Regions from separate parts of the Homo sapiens genome. Here region 1 is linked to region 2. The links are chromatin loops, found by intact Hi-C in ENCODE. Cell type or tissue: adrenal gland. All regions are shown on one strand. Links, peaks and the distances in the headings refer to the core of each region. The heading gives the core; the rest is flanking DNA. Region 1 has its middle 11 kb from the start of RWDD2A. Region 2 overlaps DOP1A (DOP1 leucine zipper like protein A).

Region 1 (8,346 bases), core at 137-8,136, 120 kb before region 2:
CACTGTCAAGTAGACCCCAGTGTCTGTTGTTCCCTTCTTTGTGTTCATGAGTTCGTATCATTTAGTTCCCACTTATAAGCAAGGACATGTGGTATTTGGTTTTCTGTTCCTGTGCTAGTTTGCTAAGGAAAATAGCCTCCAGCTCCATCCATGTTCCCACAAAAGACATGATCTCATTCTTTTTTTATGGCTGCATAGTATTCTATGGAGTTCATATTACCACCTTCTCTTTATCTGATCTGGCATTAATGGGCATTTAGGTTGATTCCATGTCTTTGGTATTGTGAATAGTGTTGCAGTGAACATTTGTGTATGTATGTCTGTATGGCAGATTGATTTATATTCCTCTGAGTATATACCCAGTAATAGGATTACTGGGTTGAATGGTAGTTCTACTTTTAGCTCTTTGAGGAATCTCCATACTGCTTTCTACAATAGTTGAAGTAATTTGCACTCTCACCAACAGTGTGTAAGTGTTCCCTTTTCTCCACAACCTTGCCAACATCTGTTATTTTTTTGACTTTTTAATAATAGCCAGAATGTCATGAAGTCATTCTCACTGGTGTCACAATGAAATTGTATCTCATTATGGTTTTTGATTTGCATTTTTCTAATGATCAGTAATATTGAGCCTTTTTTCATATGTGTGTTGGCCGCATGTATGTCTTCTTTTGAAAAGGGTCAGATCATGTCCTTTGCTCGCTTTTTGATAGGGTTGTTTTTTTCTTGTAAATTTGTTTAAGTTCCATATAGATGCTGGATATTAGACCTTTGTCAGATGCATAGCTTGCAAATATTTTCTCCCATTCTGTAGGTTGTCTGTTTACTTTTACTCTGCTGATAGCTTCTTTTGCTGTGCAGAAGCTAAATTTAATTAGATCTTGTTTGTCAATTTCTGCTTTTGTTGCGGTTGCTTTTGGTGTCTTTGTCATGAAATCTTTGCCTGTTCCTATGTCATGAAATCTTTGCCTGTTCCTATGTCAAGGATGGTAATGCCTAGGTTGTCTTCCAGGATTTTCATAGTTTTGGATTTTACATTTAAGTCTTCAATCCACCTTGAGTTGATTTTTGTATATGGTATAAGGAAGGGGTCCAGCTTCAACCTTCTACATATGGCTAGCCAGTTATCCCAACACCATTTATTGAATAGGGAGTCTTTTCTCCATTGCTTGCTTTTGTTAGCTTTGTCAAAGACCAGATGGTCATAAGTGTATGGCCTTATTTCTGGGTTCTCTGTTCTGTTCCATTGGACTATGTGTCTGTTTTTGTACCAGTACCATGCTGTTTTGGTTACTGTAGCCCTGTGATATAGTTTGAAGTTGGGTAATGTGATCCCTCCAACTTTATTTTTTGCTTTGTATTACCTTGGCTATTCGGGCTCTGTTTTGGTTCCATGTGAATTTTAAAATAGTACTTTCTAGTTCTGTCAAGAATGTCATTGGTAGTTTGATCAGAATATTATTGAATATGTAAATTGCTTTGGACAATATGGTCATTTTAATGCTATTGATTCTTCTGATCTTTGAGCATGGGATGCTTTTCCGTTTGTTTTTGTCTTCTCTGATTTATTTGAGCAGTATTTTTTAGTTCTCCTTGTAGAGATCTTTCACTTCTCTGATTAGCTGTGTTCCTAGGTATTGTATTCTTTTTGCAGCAATTGTGAATGGGATTGCATTCCTGATTTGGCTCTTGGCTTGGCTGTTGGTGGTGCCTAGGTATGCTAGTGATTTTTGTACATTGATTTTGCATCCTGAAACTTGGCTGAAGTTGCTTATCAGCTGAAGGAGCTTTTGGGCCAAGACTATGTGGTTTTCTAGATATAGAATCATGTCCTCTGCAAACAGGAATAGTTTGACTTCCTCTCTTCATATGTGGATGCCCTTCATTTCTTTCTTTTGCCTGATTGCTTTGGCCAGGACTTCCAATACTATCTTGAATAGGAGTGGTGAGGGACAGCATCCTTGTCTTGTGCTGGTTTTCAAGAAGAACGCTTCCAGCTTTTGCCTATTCAGTATGATGTTGGCTGTGGGTTTGTCATAGAGGGCTCTTATTATTTTGAGGTATGTTCCTTTAATATCTAGTTTACTGAGAGTTTTTAATATGAAGGTATGTTGAGTTATATTGAAAGCCTTTTCTGCACCTGTTGAGATAATCCTATGGTTTTTGTCTAACATAAACAGAAAATTTCCAAATGGAAGCATAAAGAGAGAGCAAGAAAGGAAAAGAGAGAGAGAGATGTTGGCTAAAATGAGGTGGTCTAATATACGTGCTACTGGGTCCTGTAAGGAAAGAAGAGATACTGGAGTACAAATATTTGAAGAGATAATGGAAAGAAATTTTCTCAAATTAATGAAAAGCATCAACTGATAGAGCTAGCAAGCCCCAAGTAGGATCAATACAAAGGACACCATACCTAGGGATATCATAATCAAATTGCATATCAAAAATAAACAGAAAAATCTTAAAAGCAGCCAAATGAAATAGGTATACAATGCCTTCAGAAGTACAATAAGAATGACAGCCAACATCTCGGCAGAAAAATGAGATAATAGACATTTTTAATGTGCCAAAAGAATAAAATTTAGCATTCTTTTTTTTTTTTTTCCAGACGGAGTCTCGCTTTGTCGCCCAGGCTGGAGTGCAGTGGCGCGATCTCAGCTCACTGCAACCTCCACCTCCTGGGTTCAAGCAATTCTCCTGCCTCAGCCTCCCAAGTAGTGGGACTACAGGCACCCACCACCATGCCTGGCTAATTTGGTTTTTTTTTTTGTATTTTTAGTAGAGACAGGTTTTCACCGTGTTAGCCAGGATGGTCTCAATCTCCTGACCTAGTGATCCACCCACCTCGGCCTCCCAAAATGCTGGGATTACAGGCGTGAGCCACCGCGCCCAGTCTAAAACTTAGCATTCTATACCTAGAGAAAATATCCTTCAGAAATTAAGGCAAATAGAGACATTTCAGACTAATGAAATCTGAGCTAATTCATGGCCTGCAGACCTACACTGCTAGAAGTACTAAAGGAAGTTCTTCAGTCTGAGGGAAAATGATCCTAGATGGAAACGTGCATCTGTGGGAAAAAATGAAAAGCACCAGAAAGAGTTGGGCCCGGTGACTCATGCCTGAATCCTAGCACTTTGGGAGGCCAAGGTGGGCTGATCATGAGGTCAGGAGATTGAGACCATCCTGGCTAACACGGTGAAACCCCCGTCTCTACTAAAAATACCAAAAAAGAAAAAAAAAAATTAGCCGGGCATGGTGGCAGGTACCTATCCTCCGAGCTACTTGGGAGGCTGAGGCAGAAGAATTGCTTGAACCTGGGAGGCGGAGGTTGCAGTGAGCCGAGATTGCACCACTGCACTCCAGCCCGGGCAACAGAGCAAAACTCTGTCTCAAAAAAAAAAAAAAGAAAGAAAGAAAGAAAAGAAAAGCACCAGAAAAGGTGGATGTGTGAGAATATAAAATACTGTTTTAAAATTCATATAAGACTATTGACTAATACAAATAACAATGTATGTGGGGTTTATAAAATATGTAGAAGTAAAATGTATGGCTAGAGTAGGACAAGGGGTGGAAGGGGGATTAATAATGGAAGTATACTACTGTATGTTTTATACATTATTCATGAAATGGTACATCCATTATAAAAGGAATACTGTAGCAAGTAATATACCACTTCATGACCAATCTAGGAACCTAACAATTTAAAATGTATTGCAAGAATTCAAGGAATATAGTAATAAATTAAGGAAGAATATTATAACCTCTAAAACACTAAAAATAATACAAAAAACATACAGTTTAAAAGCTAATAGGCCAGACGCTGTGGCTCACACTTGTGATCCCAACACATTGGGAGGCCGAGGTGGGTGGATCACCTGAGGTCAGGAGTTTGAGGCCAGCCCAACATGGTGAAACCCCATCTCTACTAAAAATACAAAATTATCCAGGTGTGGTGGCAGGTGCCTGTAATCCCAACTACTTGGGAGGCTGAGACAGGCGAATTGTTTGAACCCAGGAGGTGGTGGTTGCAGCGAGCCGAAATTGTACTATTGCACTGCAGCCTGGGCAACAAGAGTGAAACTCTGTCTCAAAAAAAAAAAAAAAAAAAAAAAAAAAGCTAATGGAAGAAATAGAATAACTCTGAAATACTTGATTAATGCAAAAGAAAGATAAAGGAGGAACAAAGAACGTAAGAGCTTAACTCCTGGGATAAATATAAAACTAATAGCAAGATGGTAGACATAAACCCAACTTTGCTGGTAATTATGTTAAATGTAAGTGAACTAAACACTCTAATAGCAAAAATTGTCAGATTGGATTTTTTTAAAGCTCCAATTATATGCTGTTTATATATATTTTTATTGTTATTATAGAGATGAAATTTCACTATATTGCCCAAGCTGGTCTCAAGTTCCTGAGGGCAAGTGATCCTCCTGCCTCAGCCTCCCAAACTGCTGGGATTATAGGCATGAGGCACCATTCCCAGCCTACAATTATATGCTGTTTATAAGAGACATACTTTAAATATAATGACACAAAAAGTTTGACAGTAAAAGGATGGCAAAAGATATCTCATACAAAGAGTAAGCCCAAGAAAGCTGCTGTAGCTCTATTAATATAAGAGAAGCACACTTCAAGGCAAGGCATATTAGTAGAGATAGTGATAAATGGGTCAGTCATTAAAAGACACAATTCTTTCTATGTTTTTAATAAAACAGCTTCAAAATATATGGAAAACAATGGCAGAAATAAATGGTAAAATATACACATTCACCATAATAGCTGGATATTTTAACTCACCTCTCTTCATAATTGAAAAATAATGACCCATAAATAATTAAGTCAATTTGTGGCCAGGCACAGTGTCTCACACCTGTAATCCCAGCACTTTGGGAGGTCAGAAGTTCAAGACCAGCCTGGCCAACGTGGTGGAACCCTGTCTCCACTAAACAACAACAACAACAACAACAACAAATTAGTTGGGTATGGTGGCCCAGCTACCCTGGAGGCTGAGCCTGGAGAATCACTTGAACCTGGAAAGCGGAGGTTGTAGTGAGCTGAGATCACACCACTGCACTCCAGCCTGGGTGACAGAGCAAGACTCTGTCTCAGAAAGAAAGAAAAAAAAAATTAAGTCAATTTGTAACAGAAAAGCAAAGGGGGAATTACGCTTTAGATAGTTGCATATACATCAAAGTCATGAGAATATACAGGACAATGGAATGGAACAGGAAACTCACAGGAATATGAGTTACCAAGTGATACAGTTTGGCTGTGTCCCCACCCAAATCTCATCTTGAATTGTAGTTCCCATAATCCCCACATGGCCTGGGAAGGACAGGTGGGAGGTAATTGAATCATGGGAGCAGTTACCTCCATGCCGTTCTCATGACAGTGAGTGAGTTCTCACAAGATCTGATAGTTTTATAAGGGGTTTTTCCCCCACTTCGCTCTGCACTTCTCCTTGCTGCTGCCATGTGAAGAAGAACATATTTGCTTCCCCCTCCTCCATGATCGTAAGTTTCCTGAGACGTCCCCGCCATGCTGAACTGTGAGTCAATTAAACCTCTTTTCCTTTATAAATTACCTAGTCTCGGATATGTCTTTATTAGTAGCGTGAGAACGGACTAATACGGCAAGCTAGCACAAAAATCAATAGATAAAGAACAGAATGCTTGGTAAAAGGACTGGAAAAACTGGCCCACAACATGGAGAAAATTAAAACTAGAACCCTACCTTACACTATGTGAAAAGGTAGACTCCAGATCGATTAGAGACCTAGGTATGAATGGTAAAAATATAAAGTTAATGAAAATCAATGTAGCAAAATATGTTTGGGACCTCATAAACACAACTATGAGGTAAAATGGGATATATTATCTAAGGAAGGGAAGGTTTAGGTGGATCAGATGGCTGCTGCCATAATACAGTGTAAAGGACAAGGAATTCTAGGACTGTGAGTTGCGGTGGTTGCTTCTAGCAGAGATGGATACATAAAGAAAGATAATTTAGGCTTGAGTCTGAAATCCTCAGCTCAAAAATTTTAGACTGAATTCTCAATCTAAAAACCAGAAAAAGCCCCATGTTTTTGCTAACAACATATTTTCTCTCTTTCTAGTTATAATGCTGAAATAATTGAAAACCATGGTCATACTTAATCTTGCTGCTTGCCAAATTATATTAATACCCTGAGTTAAACTGACATCCTCATTAGGCCTCTTATGTCAAACTTAGAGTATTGACCAAGAAACAGTAGGACCTTGATTTGGAATGGGGAAGGGGATTTGGAGGACTCATAATATCCTAAACTAGGGAGAACAATAGTCCAGGTTTCAGAAGTGAAAGTCCTGTGTCCCAGGAAACCCCTCAGTCCCAGGAAAACTGGGATAGTTGACATGTTCTCCTTTGCTAATCAAAGCAGGATCTCTTCCCGTCTAAAGAAGTTGTTACTGCCTTGCTAGAAGATCCTGTAATGACCTCACCTGAGGTAATAATTACCTTGTAAAGAGAAACCAATTGTAAAGGGAGGCCTACGCTCCTCCTCCATTATTCACATTATTTCCGTACACCCCAAATCAGATTCCAGCATGAGAAGGGCTGTGGTGGCTAGTAATTTAAAAGGCAAATCCAGAAGGAGGAGACTTACGCCAAAAAAATTCTAGACTCTGCTCACATATATTGGCAAAAGCCCAGAGAAAAATGTGTGGGATTCTCAGAACGTTACACTCACAAGGAGAACTGTAATTTTGGATAAGGCAGAAATGATGATAGGGTACACTTGCCACAGATTCTGGATTCTGTGCGCTGCCTTGAGCAGCTGGGGGTGATTCTACTTGTTGGTTCAGTTAGTTGAGTGAAACATGAACTTAATAAGGGTCCACATTAAATGAAATTGAGAATGCAAACATTCCTTAAATAATATAAAGCCATTCAAATATTTACAAAGATAGGAATGTTGGAGTGGAATTGTTGTGTGCAATATGACTGTCCTAATCTATTGATCTCCTAAGTCTCCTTGGAGGACCTATCAGTGACCCTCCTTTCACTAAGGCCTTGAGAGAAATAACACTGGTGAGGGGAGTACCAACATCCATGAAAAGCATTTTAATGATACTTCTCTTTAAGCTAGGAAGGCTTGGGAAAATGTTATGGTTAAAAGGCTTTCCTGATTTCAATGGAGAAATCAGACTCTTGGGTTTGGTACAGGCTTAATAGCATTTAGTAGCAATTAACAACTGGAGACAAGGTGAAAACAGTGATTGTAATAGGAGGAGGTCCAGTGTAATCAAGAGTTCAGCCCACAGAAACCTTGGTTGTGGATAACACGGGGCCTCCTGGCCTGAAATGCTGTTCAAAAAATTAATGAGGCAGCATACATACTAACCAAGAAAAATTGATACCATTGTATAAAATTGATACAGCCATGCCAGTACATACCAGCTATATCCCAGCCTGGCCTAGGACCAAATACATTAGCAACAACATACGCCCCACTTGATATATATAACAATAGCAGAAAAGCCTGACTGGAGCCACCAAGATACAGTGTCACCAAATTGCCACAAACAGATATGAATGAAAGACCCCTAAAGATGCAGAACTCTGTAATTATATCATAAATGTTTCCAAAATCTTTTTTGAGGCTCCCATTTGCTAAGATAACAATGCACTGCAGAAAGGAAAAACTATTAGGCCTTTTGGAGGTCATCTGGGAACAGCTCTGAACAAATATAAATTTCTCGGGTCTCTGAAACCACTGTGGTCTATAGAACAAAGTATATGCTATAGGAATAAACCCATCCCCCACTTATTTTTCCAGTAAAGAGTTATAATTTATTTCTTCATCCTCTGTGGCAATATACCCACATTGGATCCCTGATCCATAAAAAGAGGGTTATTCTCTCAGGAAGTATGAAGAGATTTGCAGAGATGAGTCCCACCATCAAAAGCTTTGAAAGCAGCAGGAGTGTGATTCTTATCACATCTTGCTTTAGCATGATCTTTGGCATATGTAGGAGGAGACAGATGGGTCTCTAAGAATGACTTCACAGGCTGGGCTCAGTGGCTCACACCCGTAATCCCAGCACTTTGGGAGGCTGAGATGGGCAGATCACTTGAGGCCAGGATTCGAGACCAGCCTGGCCAACATGGCGAAAAACCATCTCTACTAAAAATACAAAAATTAGCCAGGCGTGGTGGCATACACCTGTAATCCCATCTACTTGGGAGGCTGAGGCATGAGAATCACTTGAATCCGGGAGGCAGAGTTTGCTTTGAGCTGAAATTGGGCCACTGCACTCCACCCTGAGTGACAGAGCGAGAGAGCAAGACTCCGTCTCAAAAAA
Region 2 (8,346 bases), core at 191-8,190:
AGACAACACTTACTAGGTATTTTACAAATAGGTTATTGTCACTCATTATAAACCTGATGCTCTGTACTTCCCTAATCTGATCCAATCTCCCATGCCCTTACTGTTGTCTCAAACTTTCAAATGGTATACACTCTAGGAAACTTCAGATATGTGCTCAACAGATCATCAGCCTTTCCTCTGCATGTCCTGTCACCTTCTAGTCTTAATTATGCCATTCCTTTGCTTAAAACCCATCAATGGTTGGCCGGGTGCGGTGGCTCACACCTGTAATCCCAACACTTTGGGAGACCGAGAGGGGTAGATCATGAGGTCAGGATATCGAGACCATCCTGGCTAACACGGTGAAACCCGTCTCTACTAAAAAAATACAAAAGGTTAGCCGGGCATGGCGGCAGGCGCCTGTAGTCCCAACTACTCGGGAGGCTGAGGCAGGAGAATGGCATGAACCTGGGAGGCGGAGCTTGCAGTGAGCTGAGATCGCGCCACTGCACTCCAGCCCGGGCAACAAAGCAAGACTTCATCTCAAAAAAAACCAAAACAAACAAACAAACAAACAAAAAAACAAACATCAATGGTTTTCCCCAAAGCTTGTCCTGTCGCCTTCTAGTCTTAATTATTCTCTGAGGACAAGACCTCTTCTAACCTTACAGTGTACTTACTAAATACCAGGAACTATTCAAGTGCTTCGTGTATTTTAATTAATTTAATCCCAGTTGATCCTTTGCAGTAGGCACTATTACTCACATTTACAAGTAAGGAAACTGAAGGATAGAAATGATATGCAATACAGCTAGTAAATGGGAGAGGTAGGGATTTAAACACAAGCAATTTGGCTTTAGAGTCCTAACTCCTAGTCATTACTCTTCACTTTCACGGAGGCTGTTTTCCTTCTCATACCCATCCTACCTTGGGGTAAAGAGTGTGGAATCTTCCTCTTTATACTCATCTGACAAAACTCCAATCCTGGTTAAACTCAACTACATGTTTTTTTTTGTTTTCAGCCTGAAAATGAGCAACTAAACATTGGAGAAAAAAATCATACAATCAGGTTGACTTAAATTGAGAAGCACAAACTTCAAACAGGTACTCAACACTATCCTAACCCACTGTTTCCTTAGTAAATTTAAGTTCTTGACACAACTATTTCATACCTTCTCTTCTCAAAATCCTAATACTGTCTTCCCTCCATCATTGCTAAAGATCTAGTTTCAAACTTAAGAAAATGGAAGCAAAAAGAATATTCTTACCTTCCCTCCAACAAATCTGTAACCTATCTTCACCTATACCCATATTCTCTACTTTTCTTTCCATTATGAAGGACAAAGGACCTTCCTCCCAGTAAAGGCCTCCCTCTTGCTGTGTTCTGAATCTGGTCTCCTCTTGCCTTCCCAAGGACTATTAGCTCAGGCTCCTTCAATACTATCAGTTTCTTTTCCTGTCTACAGCCTAAAGTCTACCCCCCGAATCTCTCATGGTCTAAAACTAAAACTAAAACTAAAACTAAAATTAAAACCCATAGCCTTTCCTTGACCCCCACAGGCTCTCTGGCTGCCAACCCATTTCTTTATTCTCTCATAGCAAAACCTGAAAGATTTCTCTATATTTGCTATTTTTTCCTTATCTTTTATTCACTCTTCAGACTCCGTGAAATGCCTATGGGACTGTCCCTCCAGGAAAAAAACCCGTATAAAAATCACCCATAATGTGCTTTAACCAAAGCCAAAGGTCACTTCTGTAGCCCCTCATTTTATTCAACTCAGCAGTATTCAATACCTTGTTTTTGGCTTCCGGGACTCTTCCCTCTCAAGGTTTGTTATCTCTTAGCCTCTTTTTTTCAGTTTATGTTGGCTTCTCTTTTCTATTCAATTTTAAATGCTGAGGTACAGCTGAGTCTTGAAAAACATGCAATTTGAGTTGCATGGGTCCGTTTCTTCGTGGATTTTCTTCCACTTCTACTACCTACCCAAGACAGCAAGACCAACCTCTCTTCTTTCTCCTCCTCTTCCTCTGCCCACTCACAGTGAAGACAATGAGGTTCATGAAGATCTTTGTGATGATCCACTTCCACTTAATGAACAGTACATATATTTTCTCTTATGGTTTTCTTACTATTTTCTTTTCTCTAGCTTATTTCATTATAAGAATACAGCATATTATACATATAACCTACAAATGTGTTAATCAACCATTTATGTTACCAGTAAGGCTTCCAGTCTATAGTAGGCTATTAGTAAAGTTTTTGGGGAGTCAAAAATTATACGTGGATTTTCGATTCATGGGTCAGCCTTACTTCAAGGTTCAATCAGGAACCCTCCTCTCTTCTTTCCCTTTAGGTTATCTCCTATAGTCCTATAGCTCCAATAGCATCTGTTAACTGATGTGTCCTAAATCTATACCTGCCACTTTTCCTCTTCTATTATTCTAACCAGTTATAGCCCACTCCAGCACACCACTGATTCCTGCTTCTATTCTTGAGAGTCTGCATAATTCATCCTCCACAGAGAAGCCAGAGACACATTATGTCATTCCTTTGCCTAAAACCTGTCAATGGCGATAGAGCGAGACTCTGTCTCAAAATAACATAACATAACATAACATAACATAACATAACATAACATAACATAACATAACATAAAATACCGCAAAAAACCCATCAATGGTTTTCCTCAAAGCTTGTCCTGGTCACCTTCTAGTCTTAATTATTCTCTAAGGATAAGACCTCTTCTGATACAGCAGAAACAGCAACATCTTAGCTATACCCTAAATACAAATATTCCAATACAAAGCTTAGAATAATATCCAAACTCAAATACACCAATTTTTTTTGCATTCTAGGCATTTTGTTCTTGCTATTCTCTACATTTAAAATCTCTTTGGTCAACTCTATGTGACAGATTTCTTCCCGTCCTCCAGTAATATCAAACCCTACCAAAAGTTCTTTCTGATCAGTCTAAGTAGCCTGCCTGGGGCCAAACTCTTACCACATACCCTATAACATCACATTATTTCCTTATTAGCATTTGTTACACTTTGAAATTTTCCTATTTATTTGCTTGTTTCCTGTCTATCATCTCTCAATGGGATGCAAATACTATGAAGTCAATAGCCTTATCTTAGTTGTTCATACCTGCATCGGCAGTCCCATAATAGTGGCTGATAAACAGTAGGGCCTCAAATATAATCTGAATAAATGAACTAATCTATCAACGACAATATAGTTAAACCATTTTCGTTTGTTTTTTCTGAGAAAAGCTTTGTAGAAGAAAAATAAAAAGCAGAACTACAGTTCTATTTCTTAACTAGTATAGTCACACTTGACCTTACTCTCCTCAAATACAGAATACATTCACATGGCTATTAAGTGCTTTAAAAAACAGATTGCCTAAGAACATTTATAAAAATGTGTACATTCCAGTTACACTTTTAAAAAACTGGCTCAGTTTAATCTGTATTAAACATAACTATCTAAATGTGAAGGAAGTCATTCCAGCCCTGTGAAAGGAGATTTAAAAAATCCTATTTAGGCTGGGTGCAGTGGCTCATGCTTGTAATCCCAGCACTTTGGGAGGCCAAGGCAGGCAGATCACTTGAGGCCAGGAGTTCGAGACCAGCCTGGCCAACATGGTGAAACCATCTCTACTAAAAAAAAAAAAAAATACAAAAATTAGCCAGGTGTGGTGGTGCGTGCCTGTAATCCCAGCCTCTTGGGTGGCTGAGGCACAAGAATCGCTTGAACCCAGGAGGTAGAGGCTGCAGTGAGCCAAAATGGTGCCACTGTACTCCAGCCTGGGCTACAAAGCAAGACTCTGTCTCAAAAAAAACAAAACAAAACAAAAAAAACAAACTACTTAGGTATGATACTCCCAGACGTCGAAGTCAAATCTTTTCAAATTAATTAGCTGCAAATCTCAAGCTGGAGAAAAATTTGGAAAAAGTTTTATTATACTTTATGTACTTATTTATAGTCATGCATTGCTTGATGGGAATATGTTCTGAGATGTGTTGTTGGGTGATTTAGTTATTGTGTGAACATTCATAGAACATGCTTAAACAGACATAATGGTAAACCCTACTACACATCCTGGCTATATGGTATAACCTATTGCTCCTAGGCTGCAAACCTGTACAGCATGTTATATATTGAATACTGTAGGTAACTGTAACACAACAGTAAGTATTTGTGTACCTAAAAATAGAAAAGTACAGTAAAATACAGTATTAAAACCTTACGGGACCACTGTTACATAGGTGGGCCATCATTGAAATGTTATACAGCATATGACTATTTATATTTTCACTTTAGGTCTCAGAAAAGCTATACGAATAAAAACCTAAGACACAAGAGGTTTAAAAGCCCATAGATCTGCCAAGGTGACAGTGAAGCTGATTTAACTTTACGATTTCTTTTTTTACCAAGTAAATATACACAAAATTATATACGTTATTAAAAATTGTCTCTGAATGCTATAAAATCAGATTCTTTCTCATTTCAAATTCTGTGATTTCTGGTACACATAGCAATATGAAAATATTAATTTTAGAAAATACAAAACATAAGCACCATTTATAACTTGGAATGAGCCATTAGCAGGTAGGTGGGATTCTACTTTAAGCTTCAAATGGCAAACAGCCATAATAATAAACACTTAAGCACATACCCTTGAGTTACAAAGGATCATCCTGTCTCCAAAGCATAGTAGCCAAATAAACATTGTCCACGTATTACTCAAGATGATGATAATAATCACAGTTGATACTGACTTACAAATTACTCTGTGCCAGGCACTATACTAAGCCCTTTCATGTGAATTATCTCATGTATCTTCACAATACATCCATGAGGTAGATATACACATGAATCCATGTTCATATAAGGCAATTAGTGTTCAAGGTGCCACAGAGAATAAAAGGAAGAACCAGGAAGAACTCTGGCAGACTGACTCCTGGAATTGGCCCTTAATCAGTATCTTTCTGAACTTTTTTTTTTTTTTTTAAACCACAAGTCTTAATTCTCCTGCATGACATATTCTACCTCTCCTCTCTCATTAACTTTTTTCAAAAAACTTTTCCGGCTATATAGATTTCTTTCTTAGAAATTGTACTTAAAAAAAAACTATAATAATGTAAATACATATGTTATTCTTCCTAGACCTTGAATGAAGCACAGGGACCAAAGCTCAACTCAAAATACCCCAAGTGGTTCACCACTCAATACTGATAGTGTTTAAAATATAAGGCAAAAATGATCATGATTCTGATACAGAAGTTTTTATTTTTGGTTGTTATCTATAAAAGAGTGGGTTTTTGGCCAGGCATGGTGGCTCATGCCTGTAATCCCAGCACTTCAGGAGGCTGAGGCGGGTGGATCACCTGAGGTCAGGAGTTTGAGACCAGCCTGGCCAACATGGTGAAATCCCATCTCTAATAAAAATACAAAAATTAGCTGGGCGTGGTGGCAGGCACCTGTAATCCCAGCTACTTGGGAGGCTGAGGCAGAAGAATTGCTTGAACCCAGGAGGCAGAGGGTGCAGTGAGTGGAGACCGCACCACTGCACTCCAGCCTGGGTGACAGAGCAAAACTCGGTCTCAAAAAAAAAAAAAAAGTGGGTTTAAAAAAGAGACATGTAGCTTATTTCAAATTGACAGATAAAATTGTATTATGTACAATATAATGTTTTGAAGTATATACACACTGTGTAATGGTTAAATGTAGCTAATTAACAAATGCATTGCCTCAAATAGTTGTCATTTTTGTGGTAAGAACACTTACTACTCTTTGTATTTTTCAAGAACATATCATCATTAACCATAGCCACTATGCTGTACAACAGATTCCTTGAACTTACTCCTCCTAACTATATATCCTTTGACTAACATTCTTCCATCCTGTCATTTCCTCAAACCACCCCAGCCGCTGGTAAGCACCATTCTATTCTCTACTTCTATGGGATATACTTTTTAGGTTTTACATATTGGGTGAGATCATGCAGCATTTATCTTTCTGTGCTTTGCTTATTTCACTTAACACAGTGTCCTCTAGGTTCATCCATGTTATTGCAAAGAACAGAATTTTGCTTTTTGATAGGTGAATAGCATTCCATCATGTATATAAACCATATTTTCTTTGCCCCTTCATCTGCTGATAGACCCCTAGGCTGATTCCATATCTTGGCTATGTGAATACTGCTGTTTATGTGCACTTCTCTCTTTGACATACTGATTTCATTTTCTTTGGATATATACTCAGTAGTGGGATTACAGAATCATATGGTAGTTCTATTTTTTTCATTTTTTGAGGCCCCTCCTTACTGTTTTCCATAATGGCTATACTAATTTACATTCCCACCAACAGTGTGTTCCCTTTTCTCCACATCCTCTCTAACACTTACCTTTTGTCTTTTTGATAACAGCAATTCTAACAGGAGTGAGATGATATCTCATTTTAGTTTTGATTTGCAGTTACCTGATGATTAGTGACGTTGAGCCTTTTTTCATATACCTGTTGGCCATTTATGTCTTCCTTTAGGAAATGTCTACTCAGGTCTTTTGCATATTTTAAAATCAAGTTGTTTACTTGCTATTGAGTTCCTTATATATTTTAGATATTAACCCCTTATCAGATGTATGGTGTGCAGATATTTTCTCCCATCCTGTAAGTAGGTTGTCTCTTTACTCTGCTAATTGTTTCCTTTGCTGTGCAGAAGCTTTTTAATTTCATATAACCCCATTTGTCTATTTTTGCTTTTGTTGCCTGTGCTTTTAAGATCATAGATACAAAATCATGGTGCAGATCAATGTCACATAGCTTTTCTTGTTTCTCCTAGTAGTTTCATAGTTTCAGGTCCTATTTTTTTTTATAACCCAAGATGATTTTTGTATATGGTGAGAGATAAGGGTCTAATTTTGTTCTGCAGTTTATCCAGTTTTCCCAACACGATTTACTGAAGAGAATGTCCTTGCCCCACTGTGTATTACTGTTGCCTTTGTCAAAAACCAGTTGGTTGTAGGGCTGGGCATGGTGGCTCACACCTGTAAACCCAGCACTTTGGGAGGTTGAGGTGGGTGGATCACTTGAGCCAGAAGTTGGAGACCAGCCTGGCCAACATGGTGAAACCTTGTCTCTATTAAAAATACAAAAATTAGCCGGGCATGGTGGTGCATGCCTGTAATCCCAGCTACTCAGGAGGATCGCTTGAACCTGGAGGCAGAGGCCACAGTGAGGTGAGATCACACCACTGCACCCCAGCCCGGGCAACAGAGTGAGACTCTGTCTCAAAAAACAAACGAACAAACCAACAGTTGTTTGTAAATGTGTGGAATTATTTCTGGGCTCTCTATTCTGTTCCATTAGTCAGTCTGTCTGTTCTTATGCCAGTTCCATGTTATTTTGGTTACAATAGCTTTGTAGTATATTATGAAGTCAGGTAGTAGAACACCTCCAGCTTTGTTTTTTTGCTCAAGATGGCTTTGGTTATTTGGGGTCTTTTGTGGTTCCACAAAATTTTAGGATTTTCTTTTTTCTATTTCTGTGAAGAATGTCATTGGTCTTTTGATAGGAATTGTATTGAATCTGTAGATTGTTTTGGGTGACACAGACATTATAAAACAGGGATTTTAATTCAATAAATGGCCGTGGTGAACCTATATACAAGGGGAACTATATACAGAACATAAAAGACAACAATCTATTCCTCCCTAGAAAATAATTCCTAAGAGGTAAAAATGCTCTGAAGTGGGATGAAATACTACAGAGGTACTGCAGGTTGGGTTACACATCCAAAAACAGTATTACAGATGTGGCTGTCCCCAAATTTAGGATGTGCAGGGCTGATGACAGGATTCTTGCTGGATTAGCAGTATGCTTTAGTGCACAAATTCTATTATTAAGCACCTAAGGGATGCTTTATAGGACCTACTAAAGACAGGTTTTTTCTCTTGGCAAAGGGAGATATAATTCCTGAGGGTTATTAGTTATGAGGGGACAAAATGATAGTTCAGAAAACAAATATATCAAGGAAGTTTTCCTTATTTTGATGAAACCTGTGAACATCACTGATAGTTTAATATTCTGGTTTAGTCATATATCATTGTATTAACAGTATCTATAGAAAGAAGTAGTTGTGTGGATAATGTAAAACAGAATCCCAAACAACTAAATTTTGCTTTTAGGATATATCTGCTTTTTTCAAACATATCTTTCTAATGTTTTGTTTTTCCTAACATTAAAATGTTTGATTTCACTGTGTATACATTGATTGGGTAGGGGGAAATGAAACAAACATTTTAGATGGCAGGGGAAAAAAAATCAGCCTAAGAGTAAATATCAGAATAGTACACTTAAAGAAC

Evidence for each region. A loop is a pair of places that touch in the nucleus more often than their neighbours do. Peaks named below come from ENCODE experiments on the same cell type or tissue, not always from the same donor. Only the 100,000 strongest peaks of a DNase experiment are listed, where the experiment ranks them.
Region 1: it touches region 2 in a loop (2.9-fold over the local background); 12 of 110 quality-filtered maps call a loop at or near these places.

Annotation. Positions count from the first base shown.
Region 1 is chr6:83,200,383-83,208,728 of GRCh38, reverse strand. No RefSeq gene overlaps it. Among named protein-coding and RNA genes, the nearest start is that of RWDD2A, 11 kb to the right of the region's middle. In adrenal gland, for the core only: no CTCF peak of the experiment used is centred there; no DNase peak of the experiment used is centred there.
Region 2 is chr6:83,080,068-83,088,413 of GRCh38, reverse strand. The region is part of intron 1 of DOP1A (DOP1 leucine zipper like protein A); the gene reads right to left. Among named protein-coding and RNA genes, the nearest start is that of DOP1A, 17 kb to the right of the region's middle. RefSeq lists an enhancer at 1,421-1,570. In adrenal gland, for the core only: no CTCF peak of the experiment used is centred there; no DNase peak of the experiment used is centred there.